2 separate regions of the Homo sapiens genome follow, and region 1 is linked to region 2. A link is an interaction called in ENCODE POLR2A ChIA-PET data of the cell type or tissue named here. Cell type or tissue: K562. All regions are shown on one strand. Each heading gives the region's core, and the rest is flanking DNA. Links, peaks and the distances in the headings are about the cores only.

Evidence for each region. ChIA-PET counts read pairs that join two places held together with the same protein. Peaks named below come from ENCODE experiments on the same cell type or tissue, not always from the same donor. Only the 100,000 strongest peaks of a DNase experiment are listed, where the experiment ranks them.
Region 1: POLR2A ChIA-PET joins it to region 2 with 6 read pairs; 3 of 35 experiments call an interaction of 5 or more read pairs at or near these places.

Annotation. Positions count from the first base shown.
Region 1 is chr3:12,751,441-12,753,940 of GRCh38, reverse strand. The region is part of intron 1 of TMEM40 (transmembrane protein 40); the gene reads left to right. Among named protein-coding and RNA genes, the nearest start is that of TMEM40, 6.6 kb to the left of the region's middle. In K562, for the core only: no CTCF peak of the experiment used is centred there; no DNase peak of the experiment used is centred there.
Region 2 is chr3:12,946,132-12,962,886 of GRCh38, reverse strand. All of the region lies in intron 1 of IQSEC1 (IQ motif and Sec7 domain ArfGEF 1), which reads left to right. Among named protein-coding and RNA genes, the nearest start is that of LINC02022, 69 kb to the right of the region's middle. RefSeq lists enhancers at 2,557-2,636, 2,757-2,806, 4,184-4,684, 12,949-13,128, 15,303-15,804 and a silencer at 13,689-13,768. In K562, for the core only: no CTCF peak of the experiment used is centred there; DNase peaks (open chromatin) are centred at 9,486 and 9,826; H3K4me3 peaks cover 1,519 bases.

The sequences.
Region 1 (2,500 bases), core at 1-2,500, 200 kb after region 2:
GGAGAGTGCTGTGAGGCTGTGATGGCTCAGTGTGCTCTGTCAGCCCTCCTGCCCTGGGCCCAGGCCCTGTGACAGCAGAAGCTCAGGAAATCTGGGCTCACCTGAAGGGGAAATCCAGTTTAGCAGGACCCGTGGGTACAGAGGCCCTGGCACCACCCATGACTCAGCAGGGCTGGGCTTTTTGGAGAAAAGTGCCAGAAAGTCAGGCATTCCATTTCCTTGTAGGATCAGCCTTGGATGTGGGGGCCACCTGAGTTGGTGCTAGAGTCCTCTAACCAGGGGGCAGCTGGGGCATGAAGCTTCTCTGTTGGGGTAGGGGTCAGATTTGAGTCCATCTATAAGCTGGGAGACCTTGAACAAGTCTCTTCCTCTACCTGAGCCTCAGTCTCTCCCTATGTTAAATAAGACCTGTGTGGAGGCCGGGTGTGGTGGCTCATGCCTGTAACGTCAGCACTTCGGGAGACCAAGGCGGGAGGATCACTTGAACCCAGGAGTTCAAGAGCAGCCTGGGCAACATAGTGAGACCCTATCTCTACAAAAATATAAAAACTAAAAAATTAGCTAGGTGTGGTGGCAAATGCCTATAGTCCCAGCTACTCGGGAGGTTGAGGTGGGAAGATCACTGGAACCCAGGAGGTTGAAGCTGCAGAGCCGTGATCGTGCCACTGCACTCCAGCCTGGGTGATAGAGTGAGACCCTGTCTCAAAAAAAAAAAAAAAAAAAAAAAAAGAAAGAAAGAAAGAAAGAAAAAAGGCAAAAAAGAAAAATGTGTGGAGGAGGAATAGACAAGGACATTGAAAGGAGAAACAGAGCCACATCGGGTCTTCCCCCGGTGATGGTTCCATTCCTCCCCTTCAGTGTGCTAAAGACCTGCCCAGGGAAGTTCCCTTGGCTATGGGAACAATTACTCAAGGCTCCATCAGTAGCTAAATATAAGCCAAGTCAGCATATTTGCATAGCACTCTGATGACTGTTAGTGTGTCCTCTTTCCTGGTGCCAGTGTCAGGGTCCTGAGAAGAGGAGCCAGCATCACTCCTTTAGTCTCCCAGCATGGGCTTAGCAACCAACTACCCTTGCTTAACCACTTACTGTGTGGTCCTGGACAAGTTTCTTTCTTTCTTTCTTTCTTTTTTTTTTTGAGACAGAGTCTTGCCCTGTCGCCCAGGCTGGAGTGCAGTCGCGCGATCTCAATTCAGAGGCAGGTTGCCTCTGCCTCCGGGGTTCAAGTGATTCTCCTGCCTCAGCCTCCTGAGTAGCTGGGATTACAGGCCTGCAACCACCATGCCCAGCTAATTTTTGTATTTTTAGTAGAGACTGTGTTTCACCATGTTGGCCAGGATGGTCTCGATCTCCTGACCTTGTGATCCGCCCGCCTCAGCCTCCCAAAGTCCTGGGATTACAGGCATGAACCACCGCGCCCGGCCGGTCCTGGGCAAGTTTCTTATCCTCTCTGTGCCCCAATATTCTGACCTATAAAATGGGCACGGCCCTAGTGAGCCTTCATAGGAATAGATTAGTTAACACAAGTTAACTGTTAGAACCTTGCCTGGCAGATAGTAGGCACTTATAGCTGCTTGTTATCATCATTTTTCCTTTGTTCCCGGCTCTGTACAGGGTATGGGTGACACAGAAATGAATCAGCCTTAGTCCCTACTTAGGCTGCATTCGTGATCTAGTGAAGGAGACAAACCCTGGATGGTGGTACATGCTTGTAGTCCTACCTACTCAGAAGGTTGAGGCAGGAGGATCACTTGAGTCCAGGAGTTCAAGGCTGCAGTGAGCTGTGATTGCACCACTGCACTTTAGCCTGGGTGATAGAGAGAGACCTTGTCAAAAAAACAAAAGCTAGGGATAGTGGAGGGAGTAAGTTTAGGGGAGTGGGGAATAGAGTTGATGGGTATTGTTTAGGCAATTGAAAGAGTACTTCATGAGGGAAGTGGGTTTTGACCTGTGCTTGGAAGGTCAGATGCAATTTTGACATTAGGAAAGAATGGACTAAGCCAAAAGTGCTGTGTGTGACCAGGACACAGAGCAGGATGGAGATGAGACTGGAAAAAGAGCTCATCACTTTGTAAACTTCGGTCTATCTGACATCAGCCAGCAGCTCTCTTTCCCCCACGTGGCTCTACAACTCTTCCTCCACTCTAGCTGAAATGCCTTCATTAGAGATGATCTCAGCCAATGAATATGTACTAGTCACCTGTTGCGTGCAGAGAACCCTGTTCAAAATAGAAATATGCCCTGGAGGCTTCTGCTGTCAGTCATTCCATCTCGATATCGATGCATTTTAATGGCTAGTGACTTCCTAATGCCTAGCTGAATTCTGCTCTGAGAAATGGGAAGTTTTATTCTAGAAAAGGGTAGGCCAGGCGCAGTGGCTCACGCCTGTAATCCCAGCACTTTGGGAGGTCAAGGCGGGCGGATCACAAGGTCAGGAGTTCGAGACCAGCCTGGCCAATATGGTGAAACCACGTCTCTACTAAAAATACAAAAATTAGCC
Region 2 (16,755 bases), core at 8,542-11,041:
CTCAGAAGTCTCAGCCCACAAGCTGGTTGATGACCACTCACCGGGCCTTCCTGGCATCTTGTCTCTTTCCCCACAGAACCCAAGAGCTGCATCCCCAGACTCTCCGGCAGGATTCTGGGACAGTGTCCTTTGCACTTGCAGGCTCTTGAGGGTAGCATGCTTGTGTGCTGTGCGCAGCCCCAGGCCAAGACTCTGCTTGGAGCAGGGTCCTGAGGACTAAAACTGACTGTCCCCTAACTCACTGAGGGACCCATGCGAACATGACAGGCTTCTGCATGGTGAGGAAACCCAAGGCTAGGGCTTTTGAATCACTAGAGGACACACAGGTGTGTGGGTGCTGAACTGGATCCCATGGGAGGGGAGAGGGATCATTAATAAACTGGAAGAATTGGAACGAGTCCCCAGCTGGGAGGAGTCCTCCTCATTCACACAAACTGGAAGGGTTCTCCCAAAATCCCCTGCTGCCCAGACCGGATCAGAGTCTGTCTGCCAACATGAATACTTTCTCCCTGATGCCATTTACAGAAGCCAGTGGTGTTTGCTTTTCTATTTCTGGCTGGGAGGGTAGGTGGTATAATCATGAGATGCATGAATACATGTAAAGCAATTAAACGGTGTCTCATAGTAACATAGCAAGGGCCCGGTAGATGTTAGTTGTGATCATTGTTGTCCTTATTCTGGCTGCCCTTAAGCTCAAAGGTCTCCCATCCTGAGAGAGGAAACCTTTCAGAAAGGCCTGTCCAGAACTGGCCCTGATTGACCGTTGGTCGTCTGCCTCCCTAGAGCCCTGGCGTCAGTCACCCATCTCATCCCATCCCTCCCTGGGCCTCAGTTTCCACATCTGTGAGAAGAAGAATGAGCCTCTTGATCCTTGTAGTCATTTGCAGATGCAGGATGTTTAGCCCAATGGTTAGGGAGGCAGATTCTGTAGTCAGACTACCTGTAACTCTAACTCCAACTCTAAAGCCAGCTCTGCTCCTCATTGTCCCTATGATCTTGGGCACCTTCCTTAGCCTTTCTGTGCCTCAGTTTCCCCATTGGTAAAAGATGGATGACAGGAGGAGGCCATGGAGTTGTTGTGAGGATTAAATGAATGAATCCATGTGAGTGCTTCAACAGTGCATAGTCAGCACCAGAAACATGGCATCCTTTAGCTGATGTTTTAGGCCCGAGAAGTTTGACTGTGTGGAACTGGACCGTATTACTTGTTTGGGGAGATGTGTTCCTAGATGGGAGTGGATTGTTTATCTTTTTGGCACACAGACAGGACCAGGGTTAAAAGAGAGGGGTGCAGAGAGATAGTGGTGAGGGGAAGAAGTTAAAGGGCTAAAGGGCTGCAGGCTGTTGGTGGTATGACAGATGGCAGACACAGTAAGAAGTGACTAAGCCCATGGACTTTAGCTTGTGCTTGTAGCGTGCTGTCCAAACAGCCCACAAAGAAGTGGATGGTTAAGGGTATTAAGAAAATCGCTTTGCCTGTGGATTGGGGAAATTGCAAAGTAAGGCAGCTTGCAGTTGGGCTGGGATGAAGATTTCTTTAGATAGGAATGGGCAAATGGCCTGCACCATGTGTGAGACACCCTGAGGTGTTAGGACATCAAGGTAGAGGCCCCCAGCCCTGTGTCAGATGGAGCAGAGCTGTGGTGCGTCTGGAGCCCTCAGCTGGTGGCCTGTGCTGAGCTTCTGAGGCTTTGGGCAGGTCTGGCTTCCTGGTGGTACCTGGGGCTGCTTCTGGAGCCTAATAAGGCCCAAAGCTGCAGAGCCTGGCCTCAGGGGCAGTGGCCTTCAGTCCCTGGTTCTGCTGCTCTGTCCTCTTCAGCTGGTCTGTCTGCCTGGGAGGGGAGGCAGCTTGCTGCAGTGGGCAGAGGTGCCATCTGGAGCTGGAGAAACTTGGATCCTGTTTCTGCCCTTTCCTGGATGTGTGGCCAGGGCAAGGTGGTCCCCACTGCAAGCTGCTGCCTCCTTGCCTGTCAAATGGGAACAATGGAGGGAGAGGCAGTGTGGGTAGACACAAAACAGGTGACTATGCGTGCCGGCAGGAAGGGGAAGGGGAGTCAGCTGGGTTTGGGCAAAGCCTCAACTGTTTTTGGTGGGTCTTAAGTTGGCACAAGATTGAGACTGGGGCTAGAACAGGCTACAGAATGAAAATGATGATACTGGCATTTGGATGGCCTTTGAACTTCACACATACCTGTCTGATTGGAACCAAGAACCTTGTGAAATCACTGGCATTATTCTCATTTGACAGATGAGGAAAGAATGGCTAGAAAATGAAAATGACGAATTCAAGCTCTGCAGAATATAGACCTGGTCCTCTGGTAAATGCATGGACCCTCTTTCCCCTCCCTGGCATTGCTGGGGAGCAGCTTGTTAGAATGCAGCCTGAGGCAGAGGCAGGGAGGAGCAGGGGGCCAAGGAGGAGCCGGAGAGACAAAACCTGCAGGCCCCAGCTGTGCGCACTCCAGTGGCAGCATTGGGTTCCCTGTACAGCCACCGTGGATGGCTACAGAGGTGCACTACCATCAGCAGAGTGGAAGGAGAATCCTTGGAAGCTCTACCCAGTGCCTACAATCTCAAAAACATGTTCGCCAGCCCCAGGAAGTCATCTGGGCTAAGAACGATCCTCAGATTCCTGACAGGATCAGGACGACTGTCCACCCGAGATGATGGGAAAGAGAGGCTGGAGTAGCGCCCGGCACCTAGTAGGTGTTCAGTAAATGGCAGCTGCTGTGATGACCCCTACCCACTGCACTGCTATTCTCTCCAGCCGTCATCGTTATACCATTGCAGTGCCGCTATTTCCATGGGGTGAGGGTAGGGTGGAGAGGAAGTGTTTGGGGAAGCAGCTCTTTCCTCTGCTGCTGGGGGAGGGGGAGGTGCGGTCGCAGGAACGTGAATTCTCTGTTCCCTCTGGGCCATTGACTGTTCTCAGAGCCGTCATTTAAATGAGCAGGGTTTGAGATTTTTTGTTTGTGCTTCGTAAAAATGGCAAAATGGCCCAAGAAGATAATGGACCTTGATGTGATAGCAGAGTCTTAGCGTTATTTTTAGCTTTTTGTTATGTAAAATGTGCAACGTACAAAAGTAGAATGGTATAATGATCCCTATGTGCAGTTTTATTTCATTGCTCGAGATTAGTTTTAATCCCAGACGTTTTGTTGATTTTATATCAAGGACCTGTCTCATGGTTGGCCTCATTTCTAGCCTTGGAAAAGTCATGTCACTGGGGCGGGTGCTTGGGGCAGGCCACAGTGTCTCTTGAACAGCCCTTAGCTCTGTTGGCCCAACTCGGGAACTCTGAGCTTGAGCCAGTTTCCCAGCCTGGTGACCAAGTGGTGTCTGACCCATTTGGGATGCCCTGTGTCTGGAAGTGACTGGGAGAGGCTAGGCCCGTGACTCCTCCATCAGACAGGGCCTTCCTGGGTCAGGGTAGGAGAACTCGCTTCTCTTCCATCTGCCTAGGACCTCTGGAGGGCGGGGTGTGGAATGGGCTGTCAGCCTCTCTCATCGGATTGGGGGTCCCCTGGATGGTATTGTGGCTCTCAGCTTCAAGCTCCGCAGGGTCTCCCTGTTGCCCTGGCTTTCCCCTTGCCAGGACGTGTAGCCAGGCTGCGCCCCTGCCACCCTCCCAGGCCTGTCAGCCCCTCGTCTTGCTGGGCCCCTGGGTGGCCATTCAGCACTGGGGGTCCCTGGGCCTCTGCCCAGCCCTCTTTCCTTCTCTACTTCACACAGTCTTTTCCTTCCTGGGGTTTCTGATCTGGCTCCTGCCCAGGCCCTGACATCCTGCCACCCACCCAGCAACCCTCTCTAGGGGTCTCATGGGCACCTGCAAATCTGTAAGTTCCAAAGGACACATATTATCTCCCTCTCCCCAAATTGGCTTCTCTTCCATGACATCATCTGATCCTCTTGGGCTTCACTCAGAATACCAAAGTCATCCTAGACAGCTCCCGTCACCTTTACTCACCTTTGTCATCATCACCCGGTGCTGTGCCACCCCACAGTGCTGGGCTTAGAGCCTGGCATGTAGCAAGTGCTAACACATTTCAGCCACTGTCCTCAGTATGAGTGTGTTTGCTACCCTAGCTCCTAGCACAGTGCTTGGTACATAGAGTGCCCCCAACCCAGCTTAGTTGGCTTAGAAGCCAAAACAAGCCAAAGTCACACCCTAGGCATGGCCACATCCCAGCCAGGCACCCCTCGTGCTCCCCAGGTATGGGTGCTAGTGTGGAATCAGATGGTCTATGTTCCTTCAGACCTCTTCCTCTTTGGCCAGCTCACCTCCCTCTAGCACCCATGGCACCATGCAGTGCAGCGACGTGATAACAGTCTTAAATCGTGACAGTGGCAGCAGCTACTCTCTGCTTTTCCTGGGTGACAGGCCCCAGGCTGAGGATTTTGTGTGTGTTATTATATGGCCCTCACAGCAGCCCTGCTGGGTGGACAATACTCCCATTTTATGACTGAGAAACAGACACAGAGAGGCCAAGTCATTTGCCCAGGGCCACACAGCTCCTGCCTGCTGGGTACCAGACAGTTGCCGGGGAAGAGCTCTGTGTGCCAATGTTGTAGGTAGGGGAGGTTGAGGGGGATAGTGTTTCCTACCCCCAGCCTTCATTTGTCCCCAAGACCCTTTCTGTGCCCCTGTGCTGGGTGCTGTGGGCAGATTGCTGACTTGCTGTGGGGCCTGGCAGCTGCCGTGCTGCAGGTCTGGGCAGCACCTGCACCAGGTCCTGCAAGGGCAGGGGGAGCTCGATGGTTAGATAGGGTGGTGGGCTGGCCCCACAGAGGTAAGAACATGACAGGCAGGGAGGTGTCCCGGGGCCTCAGCCAGCCTCACCCCTCCTCACTTTCTTTGTGAGTCACGCGGCCTTGGGTAAATTACATCAACTCTCTGTGCCTTAGTTTCTTCATCCACAAAATGGGAAGATGATATAGTACCTGCTTCAAAAGGTTGCTGTTTACAACACCAAGTGTGGAGCCGAATGTAGACTGTGGACCCTGGTGATGATGATGTGTCACCGTAGTTCATGGACTGTAAAAACGTGCCACTCTAGTGTGGATGTTGATAGTGGCTGTGCCTGTGTTGGGGCAGTGGGTACATGGGAATGCCATACTTTCCTTTCAGTTTTGCTATGCACCTAAAAAAGACCAAGATTGTCTGGGCCAAGATGGCCCCACCACAGGCCCTGGCTGGCAGGGCGGGCCATGAGGAAGGCCTTCTGCGCGATGGGCATCTGTCTCCTCCTCTCTGTCCACACCCTGTCCAGAGCCAGCCTCCCCAGCCTGTGCCTCCAGCCTGGCTCTCCTGGGGTGTCCCTGGGGCCCAGCCTAGCTCTCTCTGCTGGAGCCTGCCACAGAGAACTGCTTTATTTAAGTCCATTTGGTGCGTATGGAAATAACTAGAGGCCTCTGTATTTAATTTGGCTCAGCCGGGAAGATTTTTGGCTCTGTGCGTGTGTATATTCTGAAAAATCTTTCCGAGTGAGCCCAGGGGTTGGAAGCTTCTGGTCATCTCCGTGCACTCAGAACCAACAAGAACCACCCTTCTTAGCCAGGGACAAGCGTCTGGCAGAGGGCAGGCTATAGGAATGGTTAATGAAGAAAGTAAAGGAACAAGGGGAGAAGGTGAGGCCATGCAGATGAGGTCATGGCAAGGGAAGCAGTCTTGTAAACTTTGTATCTTGAGACCAGGTAAGCTGTGGCAGAGTGGAAGGAAGGAGGCCTTTGGAAGCATAAAGCCCTCTATGCAGGCACAGAGATGGACGTATCTCGTTTCCTGATCCCTCAGGGCTTAATTTGGCGCTGGGCTGGGGAACACTTCTCCTGATGTCCCTCTTTCTGACCTGGACAAGCCCAGCCACAAGACTTGAGGAGTTAAGGGCGTTGAGCCTTTCCTCTCTGGCTGATGGCACAGAGCAGAAACAGCTCCACGTGGGATTTACAGTTGGTAAAGTGTGTCTTCCCTCGATTCCCACGCTCCCGTTGGGCAAGCGGAGCAGGAGTGACACCCGTTGTGAAGATGAGACCACAGAAGCCCAGAGAGTGGAGGGCACTTGCCTGGGGCCACTCAGCCTGGAAGTAGGGGAGCTGTAGAGAGACCTGGTCTCCCGATTGCACGTAGAGCTCCCCCCACACTCCCCAGGGACGCTTCTGGAGCCATTGGGCATTCCTCCAAACTCAGGTTGGCATTCTCACAGGTGGACAGAGGGGGCTGCCGAGGGTGGGAACAGCTTGAATTTGAACCCAAGAACATCCTCTTAGAATCCAGTTTTGGAATAAACACCAGGTATCAGATGGCTTTGAAAATTATATTCTAACCCTAGGAAACTTAGGAACGAGGGCGTCTGGTGAATTGAGGCTTGGTGGTTATGATGACCATGGGATTGTGGATTGTGGTCACTGCGACGGTATTAATTTGCTAGAGCCTTGTAAAAACCACACACTCACAGGACCCAGTGGAGCAGAAGGCCTTGGTGTTCCCACCAGCCATGCAGAGCTGTGGGAGTTCTTGAACCCTGCCTCTCGGGAATTGGTGTTCTAAATTAGGTTTCTTGGGAACAACTGGTCCCAAACTGTAGATCCTAGTTCTGTTCTTTGCGTTGGGCCTTGAATTTTGGTCCTGTGTAAGCATCATAGGCAAACATGGATGCCGTCAATAGGCAGGAAGAGAAGGGGTGGCCCAGGTGTGGGTGGGCGATAAGGAGTGGTGGGGACTGTGGCAGTGGTGGGGACTTTGGTGGTGACAGAACATGTGCTGTCTGATGGATGCGGCTGCCACCTCGCTTTGTCTGACTGTTATCAAGTGGGAATATGGACCCAGGGTGGTCAGGTCCCCAAGATGAGTCCGAAACTTAGATTTTCATATAAAATCTTAAGTTGCTGAAATGTTAGTGATTCGTTCTAGTTTTTGAAACACTGTTTGGGCCACAGAGAGCATGTTTTGTGGACCAAGTTGGGCCAGGGGCTGCCAGTCTCTATTGGAGACCTCGTGAACCCCCCACACAGAATCTATCTTCCAGAGAGCTCCGTGCAGTCCGAGGTCTCCTTATGGGGAGCAGCTGGGCAGGTGCCAGGTCTCCTGACCAACTCTCCCAGGGGCAAGGCCGAGGGTCCCTGAGGGATGGGCCTCATCCTCACCTTGGCCCTGGCCCGGTGGCGCTCGGGAGAATAAAGGGCTTTGCCCAGCCCCTCTCTTTAAAGGCTGCCTGTCCTGGGGTTGGCTGCAGGATTGGCGTTAGGGGTTGACTTTTCCTGTTTTAAGCCTGTTACCCTGGTTTGGTGCTCTGGTCCCCAGCATGTGGGGTGAGATCCTCGGGCAGATTGGGGCCCCTCTGTGGCACTGATAGTGATGCCTGTTGTAGTGACACCTCACCAGGCAGAGGCCCTGGCTGGGGTTGATTGCAGGGTGTTGGCATCGGCCCCCTATCCAGAGCCTCACAGCCCCCCTGCCAGCTGGCTCTCGGCCCAAGTGAAAGTGCAGGTTGCCAGCCTGCGGAGCCAGTCTGCCCCCTGCTTCCTTTCTGAGGCTCCGCCAATGCCCGGCCCAGCCCGGCAGGCCTCCTGGGACTGTGGGAGGGTGGGGTAGGCACAGGGCTGAAGCAACACACAGAGAGCTGAGCCCAGGGCATTCTCAAGGGGTGGGGCTGATCTTGGTAGTTCAAGTTCCTTGGTGACTTGAGGCCTGCAGGACAGTGTTTTCAGCACAGTGAGCATGTGTCTGTACGGTGGAGAAACTCACAGTTTCCATAGTGGTTTGGTGTCTCCACAACCCAGCTGCAGAGCAGAGGAGGGCTGTGGACACAGCTCCAGAGTCACGGGGCTCTGCCAGGCTGGGCTGCGCATCAGCTATGTGACTGTTGAGCCCCTGTTCTCTCCAGGCTTCGGTGCCCCCACCTGTAAATGAGAGAGCAGCAGCCCTGCCGTTGGCCTGTGGAGTTGCGGGAGAAGAAGACAGCCAGCCAGCTGTGCCTTGGCACTGAGGACCCGTTCTGCCCCGCTCTGTGGCTTTCCATCCTGACTGCGGGGCATCCTGTCCTGACCCCTTTGTGTTAGGAGTGCTGGCATCTACTCCCAGGGTTGTGCAGGTCCCCAAGTCACTAGCAGCATCATTCATTCATTGAGCAGATTCAGACTGAGCGCCTGCCATGTGCCCAGCCCTATTTAGGCACTGTGGAAACTTCAGTGAGGAAAACAGACAGACACTGCCCTTCCCGAGCTGACCTCCTCAAGGGGAGAGACAGAAATAAAAAAGCAGGATAAAAGATGGAGTCAGATATGGAGCCATGCTGTGAGGAAACCTAACTTGGTGTGATAGACAGCGGAGATCTGGGGAGATGGTCCCTGCAAATCCCTCTTTTCCTTCCCTCCTGCTGAGGGGAACCCCTCTCCCCCATGTTTGCCACGCAGCCCCCATCAGACGCCCTGTGCTGCCATCCACATGCCCCAGGGCCTCTCCCAGCCCTGGGCTCCACACTGCCATTGATCCACAGCCACCAAGGCCCTCGGGCTCTTTCCCATGCGAGCCCCTGAAGCTGTGAGGGGGGAGGGAGATCTGATTCCAGGTTCTAGGGGCTGCCCTCTCATCCCCAGCCTGTCTCCTGGAACCTGCATTCTCATCTCCAAAACCCACTCAGGTTCCTGGGCTCTTTGAGTGAGAGAGGGTCTCACAGCAGCCGTGGAGGGTGTGGCCTGGCCCCTGCAGGCTGACGGTACTCTTTATGTTTGGGAGCGAGGCCTGGGCTGGGGAGGCTGGAGCCATCACCTCCCTGGGGCCGGAAAGACTGCCTTTGACAGGACAAGGGCTGCCTTGGCTGTGTGGCCCTGGGTTCACAGGACACGGAGACCTTTCTTTCTGTCCCCCACCCGACTACGCGCTGATGAGAACCAGCCATGTCTGAGGACCAGAGGTCTCTCCTGAAATAATTACCCTCTAATTAGGCATGGCATTAGCTGTTGGTGGGGCTTCCTGGAACACTCTCACTGACTCCACTGTGATGCTGTGAAGGGGCGGCCTTGCCCCCACTGTGCAGGTAGGAAACCAAGGCTCAGAGAAGTTGGGGTTCCAACTCAAGTGTTGGACTCTAGCCCATAATGTTACTGTCACTCCTGTCATGACAACATTAGGGTGGTAGATGCCTGACGGAGCTGTACAGAGCATTCGGGACCAGAGGGCAGGGGCAGTGCGAAAAACTGCATCTTCCTTCATGTGGTTGGGTGGCCTGAGAAGCCCCCTGTACGCTGACTGCTGCCCGACTCCTCGTGCCGTCTGCCCATCTCTCCAGCAGCTGCTGACACATAGGGAGATGCTCAATGTTGGATCAGTCAGCAAAGCTCTAAAAATAGCCTCCCGCTTTGAAAAGTTCATTGTTCGAGTCCTATATTTTTCTATATATATAAAAGCCACTTCTGGAGGTCTGGGTGACAGTCGTTAAAGATAATGCTGCAGCCTGAGGCGGACCTGGGCCGGGCCTTATCGGGCCTCAGCAGGGCAGGCCTGAGGCCAGGGCGGGGGCATGTCAGTGAGGCCGGTCTCCGCCCAGGCTCATCTTCTCTGGAGGCAACCGGACAATCAGCCTCAGTGTCCCTCGCGGATCGGGTCGGGCTGCCCCGGCAGTTCCAGGCTCTGATGGGCCATTGGACAGGTCTGTCTACGGCGCACGGAGACCAAGAGGCATGGAGACAGCGCTGTGGGTGTGCTCCCTGCAGCCAGGCACAGGGTGGGAGACATTCTCTGTTTCCCCCTGGCTTGCTCAGTTCAGACCTAGCTTCCTGAAACTGTCCCTGGCTGAGCCCCACCTTACTGAGGGGATGAAGGATCAGGCCCTATCAGCAGCTGACTGGCCTCCCTTCCTGCCCCTCAGAGAACAGTGAGGCCCCAGAGGAGGATTTCTGCCTCCGGTGGTGTGCCCACCCACGAGCCCGACCTCTTCCTCCGGCCAGGGTCGCTGCCTGTCACCATTCAGATATGCTCAGGTCTCTTCCAGCTCAAACCACATGCCTTCTTGGAGCCCTCATCCCTCTTCTGCCACCTCCCCATCTTCTCCTCTTCCTTCTCAGCCACATCCCTCCAGTTATCTTCAGAGACCTGGATGGAGTGAGGGAGGGAGCCAGGCAGCCTGGGGGAAGTCCGCTCTGAGCAGTGGGAACAGCACCTGCACAGGTCTTGGGGTGAGAGCGTGCCAGAGCGGAGAGGAACAGCCAGGAGGCCAGGGGGCTGGGCTGGAGTGGCCAGGGGGTTCAGAGGAGGGTGGCAGGAGGAATGGCTGGGTCCTGCAGAGTCTCCTGGGTCCCGCCAAATGAGAGGAGAATGTGGTCAGGGTTGTGTTTTCACAGGACCTCAGTTGCTGGGTGGAGAGGGGCGGGGTGGGGTGGCATGTGAGGCTAGAAGAGCCTGGAGAGGCCATGGCAGTCACACAGGGAAAAGATGAGGGCCACACAGGCTGGCAGATGCGGGCTCTGTGTTGAAGGCGGAGCAGCCCGATGTGCTGACTGATGGGGAGGAGGGTCTGAGAAAGAGTTGCCAAGAGTGACGCTCAGTGAGCAGCTCCAAGGACCCCAACTGCACCCCGCTGAGATGGGAAGGCTGTGGGGAGCTGGCCTGGTGTAGGAAGCTCAGTTTGGAGCCTGAGGTTGGGCTGTCTACTAGGCCTCAAAGGGGCAGTGCCTGGACAGCGGGATGTCCGGTTTCTTGGGTTCCTCTGCAATTCCTGGATATCCTCATTTCTCCAAACCTGGGAACTGGGTAAACGCAGAAACCCTCCTGACCCCCACCTTCTCCCGCCACGCCCTGTAGGGGTGACTTCTGTATTGTCCCGTTTTAGATATGGTGCTCCTGGTTAGCCAGCGGAAGTCACATGGGATGTTTAGGTGGCCGTCACTTTGTGCCAGTGCTTCCTGCAGACTCTCGCTCTAAATCTTTCCATGTGAGGGCTCCATCTCCACCAGCCCCTCCGTCCCAGACCTTGGCAGCGTCTGGAGGCTCTGAGCACGGGACTCAACATCTGTGCCCATTACGTGTGCTCCTCCAGGGCTCACTCGTTCCCTTTCTGTCCACCCTCCCTAGGTTTCCACTGGGGGTGCTGCGACCTCACCCCTCCTCCTCACCACCCGGTCATGTTCATCCAAACCCTGCCTGCCAGGGGAGGCGACCAGCATTGCTGGGCCTCATCTAGGAGGTCCTCACCCTACTGCTCCCTAGGAAGGACCTCAGGAGTCCATAAGTCTTTTTGGTCAACAGCCAGGCATCATTCTCCTAGAACTGCGTGCCAGGCTGTAAGGCTTTAGGCATCAGTGGGGATGCTGCCTCCGCTCAAGACTAGAGAAGTGGGTATGGCTGACCGGCACTAGAACAGCCTCCCCTGGGAAAGCCCTCACTGTTCCTGTCTTGCTGGCTACACCAGCTCTATGTCTCTTCTTTTATTCTAATTTTTTTTTTTTTTGAGATAGAGGTTCACTTTGTTGCCCAGCTGGAGTACACTCCGAGTTTCACTCTGTTGCCCAGTGGTGCAATCTCAACTCACTGCAACCTCCGCCTCCCGGGTTTAAGCAGTTCTCGCGCCTTAGCCTCCCGAGTAGCTGGGATTACATGCTTGCGCCACCACACCCAGCTATTTTTTGTATTTTTAGTAGAGACAGAGTTTAACCATGTTGGCCAGGCCAGTCTCGAACACCTGGGCTCAGGTGATCCATCCTCCTTGGCCTCCTAAAGTACTGGGATTACAGGCGTTAGCCGCCATGCCCAGCCCTTTTATTATAACTTTTTAAAAGTTTTTTAGAGGCAGGGTCTTGTTCTGTGGCCCAGGCTGGAGTACAGTCATGTCATCATAGCTAACTGCAGCCTTGAACTCCTTGTGGTCAAGGGATCCTCCTGTCCCAGCCTCCTGAGTAGCCAGGACTACAGGCAAGAGACACTGCTCCCAGCTATTTAAAAAATTTTTTTGGCCGGGCGCAGTGGCTCACACCTGTAATCTCAGCATTTTGGGAGGCCAAGACGGGTGGATCACGAGGTCAGGAGATCGAGACCATCCTGGTGAACACTATGAAACCCCGTCTCTACTAAAAATACAAAAAAAAAATTAGCCAGGCATGGTGGTGGGTGCCTGTAGTCCCAGCTACTTGGGAGGCTGAGGCAGGAGAATGGCATGAACCCCGGGGGTGAAGCTTGCGGTGAGCCGAGATCACGCCACTGCACTCCAGCCTGGGCAACAGAGTGAGACTCCGTATCAAAAAAAAAAAAAATTTGTAGAGATGGAGTCTCATTATGTTATCCAGGCTGGTCTTCAACTCCTGGCCTCAAGTGATCCTCCTGCCCTGGCCTCCGAAAGCACCGGGACTACAGACACTTGCCATCATGCCCAGCTAATATTTTTAAAAAATGTTTTGTGGAGACAGGGTCTTGCTACGTTTCTCAAACTGATCTCAAACTCCTGGCCTCAAGCAGTGTCCCACCTCGGCCTCCCAAAGTGCTAGGATTGCAGGCGTGAGCCACCACAGCTGGCCAACTTTATGTCCCTTCTTTGCACATTCGGTTTTCCTTTGAGGTCCATTTCTTTGTATCCTTGCATTCTGCTCCTTGGGGCCAGGCTAACTCTTGGGGACTGCAGTCCCGAGAACATTCCAGAATGGGAAGGACTAGAAGAATGACATGGATTTGAATCTTGGCTCTGCTCTGTGGTCTGCAGTCCTGGGCAAGGATCACAGTGGGCCCTTCTTGAGCCTCCATTTTCTCATATGGAGAATGGGAAGAGCAGTGCTTTCTTGACAGGCTTGTTGCAGGGGTGAAATCTGTGTACTTAGCTTGTGCTGGGCTCCCCCGTCGCATAGTGGCATAGTGGGTGAGCATACGTGTGGGTGACCCAGCCCCAGCCACATCAGCCCAGAAAGACTGATTTTTCCAGACCCTGCTTGAACACCTGCACTAGCCCTTAAAGCAGCCCCTTCTTAAATTGCTGAACTGTTCAAAACTGCTAGCTGTCTGAAGCTCCTGCCCCTGGCCTCACAAACCTGCCTGTTCTCTCTGCACCAGGACCACCCTGCAGAGACCTGGCAGGGGTGGCGGCCACCTCTCTCCAGCTGTGCCATCCCTGCTCTTGCTCAGAGGATGTGCCCCCACCCGCCCCCCAGACCCTGCCTGGCTGTGTCCCATCCCTCCCCGAGACGGGGGCATAGAGGTGAAGATAGCCCTGTGCAGAACAAGACCATCCCCTTCCTTCCTCTGGGTGACTAACCTTGGTTAATGTGGCCTAGGCAGAGAAGAGCCACAGAAAGCCCCAAGAGGGAGCTTGTGAGGGCTGGAAATGAATTGTGCCTGCCCAGTCTAGGCTCCCTTTCTGGAAATCAGAAACCCTGAAAGCAGAGTATAGGGGAAGCCATGAGGCCTGGAGGCGTGATGGGCATACGTACTTCAGGAGGCTGTTTTGCTCTGGCCTGTGCAGACTGCCAGGAGTCTGGCCTGAGGCTGCTGGCATGGACATTTAACCACAGACAGGCTTTCAAGATTGCCTGCTTCCTCTAGCATGGGGCCCGGCCCCCTCTGAAGAGGGTGGCTTTGCCATGTGATGTGGCCACCCTCTGGCCACACGTGGCTAGGCTTATTTCTCTGATTTATCTCATAACTGTGCACAACCCCAGGACCCCTAGGCTCTGGACCCAGCCCTGTCCAAGCTGCCAGCAGCATGCTTTTCCCCTGAGCAGCTGGGCAGGAGAGGCATGGTGTGGGGTCAGGTCCCACACAACTCTGTCTTATACTCACAACCTTGACTTGGTGACTCAACTCTTCCATCCCTGAGTTTGTCATCTGCAGAAGGGAGCAGTCCTAGCTACCTCCCAGCGACGGTGGTTGAGTTACAGGTCATGTATTTTAAACACACCCACCACGGCATCTTGTACCTGGCAGGTTTGTGGAGAAGTTGCTGCTGTATAATTCAGACCCGTGTATACTTGTGTTTGCGTATGTATATGTGTGTACATACATGTGTGTTTGCCCTCTCCGTAAGAAGTTGCATGAACACAATGGGCAAGTGTTCGGGCGTCCTGGCCAAGCTGCCCATATGCCCTTGGGGATGGGTGCCACCTTTCCGTGCCTGCAGGGTATTGAGAGCACTGAATGTGTTCCATATACAGCTTAGAACATCACTAGCCATATAGACATTCGCTGTTACTACCATTGTCGTTGTCGATATTGGGGGTGAACAGTGGGTCACTGCTTTCATCTTGTACCCTCACTGGTGCCCAGAACCTCCCCTGGCTAACATTTTTCTTGAGAAAAGTCATTCATTACTTCATAGGCCATAATTAGAGACATCCGTGGCTGAGAGGCCACAGCCCCCCAGCCCTGACTCATTCCCTGGCGAGTCGGGACGTGGCATCCAACAGGTCTGGGCTGAGGGGCTGGGGTTGGACTGTCTGCCTTTCTCACCCATCCCCATGAGCTCCCCAGTCCAGGGAACAGGCCAGTGGAAGGTGTCTGGGTCCAGGTCTCCCTCCACCCTGGGGTCAGGCTCTCCAGCCTGGAGGTGGGTGTCTCGAAGAGAGGGTCTCAACAGCAGGCAGGGTGCAGGGCAGGTGACCCTGGCTTGGGGCACTAGGCTTGTCTGCCCTTCCTGCCTCCAGCTGCTGGGGCTTGTAGATCAGAGAATAACCCAAGACAGCCATTGAAAAGTGCTTTTTAAGAGCCAAGCACTTTCTTAAGGACCTCACTGTATTAATTAGCTCCACTAAGTCTTCACAGTCCTGTGAAGTAGATACACTAATTACCCCAATTTTAGAGGAAGGAACCTGAGGCACAGCATTAATTCCTCCTGTGGTCACACAGCTGGTAAGCAGTAGAGCTAGAATTCCACCCAGGAGCCTGCTTGGCCCCTTGCTTGGCAGAAAGCCTGGGTGGGGCGGGGCAGCAGGAGGAAACTCTTCAAGTTGTGATCTCTATTCCTGCGAGGTGTCCATTGCAACACTGTCCTATAGGGATCTAGCGCTTCACCCAGCCATGTCCCCACATAAAACACCACATACCACTTCCATCACAGGAAAACATGTTTGGAAAACTGGAGAAGGGGGAAGAGCTTGGCGACCTTTCAGTGACCAAAGCTTGGAGTCCCCAGTCTGGGAAAGGAGGGCTCACTGTGCCTTAGCACGTGATGGGCTCTGGGGCAGAGTGTGGATGCATCCACATGCAGCTCCAGGCCCTTACGTGCTCTCTGGCCCTGTCCTTGGCCTGTCCCACCACCAGGGGCCCATCCAGGACATACAGAACTCATCTCATGGGAAGGAGCAGGCCTCCTGCTCATGGCCATTCCCATCTTTGCTGGAGGCCAGGGCTTTGGGGGATGCTTGGGCAGTTGTCTCCCACCCTCACAGAGCAAGACTCCTCCATGGTGCAGATGGACTGCACACGAGATCAGGTGATCCCCGGGGTGGGGAAGAGTGTGTGGGGTGAGGGTGGCCTTGTGGAGGAAGTGGGGTTAAGCTGAGACCTCGGTGTAAAGATGGCAGACTCAGACAGGTCATATGGCCCTGGGATAGAGGCTTCCAGCCAGGATTGGAGTCCCTTGTACCACCTCTCTGACGGGTGTCTGACCTGCCGCAGCTTGCACACCTCCAGTGACAGAGAACTCACCACCTCCTAAGCAGCCCTAACCACATGAGAGTGTACTTCATCACGTCGGGTATTGGCAGTCATAGTTCTGCCTGCAGGAGAAATCTCTAGCCTCGGCTTGTCAGCCTGTCAGAGGCTTGATGATGGGGATCACATCATCTCCCCGAGGCTGCTTTCCTCCCGGCTGCACAGCCCCAGCTCTTGATAGGAGCATACTGTTATACTGCTTCCTGGCATACTGTTATTTGGCCTTGGCAAATAGAGTCCATCTCACATGCTAGCTGGGATCAGTTGTATGGAGTGCTGTGTTGGAAGGAGGCTGAGGCTTCATCCAAGCTCTTTAGGAGGGAGTCTGTGATCAATTAGCAATGTCTGCCAGGGAGGAGTGGGTAGGGCATGCAGGTGTCCCAGGTCTGCTGTCCCTGCCCTCAGGCTCTGGACTGTCTGTGCAGCCCCCAGACACTGTCTTCTGCTGTGTCTGAGAACTGTGGCGGGCAGCAGGGCTATTTTTGCTCCTGGCTTTTTATTCATGTTGGTGACTGGCTTCTCGGCCACATCATGACATCAGCTCACATTCATCTTATAGTCCACAAAAAATCCCCAAGGCTTTTTCATAAGAACAGCCATCAAACTAGATCTTTACCCCATTTTGATGTTATTTCCAGTGTGTGGATACAGAATTAATTTCAGTCATCCCCTTGTCGATGCTCATTTAGGTTATTTCCAGATGTTTATAATCAGAAACAACACTGCTGTGGACATCCTCGTATGTACTGCTGCACACATTGGTCTTATTTCCTTTGCACAAATCTATGGAAAGGGGCTGGGCGGCAGCCACCTAACGCTCATAGGATGTTCCAGAGACTCTGAACTGCCAGGAATATTCAGGGACTTGGAAGAGGTGCCTCGGCCCATTCCTTGGTCTGCATGTAGCCCAGGTGTCTGAGAGAGATAATAAATTCAGAGGCGCAGTTAAGGACTCACACTGGTGTGTTCACCAGTCCTGTTCAATGGGCTGGGTTTTTGGGAGAAGCATCCCCAAGGCAGCTACAGTGGGTGGTGAGATGTCCAGCAGCTGAGCTCAAGAGGTCGGGGCAGGGATATAGGAGCCAGTCTGGCTGTTCTCTAACCCAAAAGTCCCACCTAGAGACTCATGTATG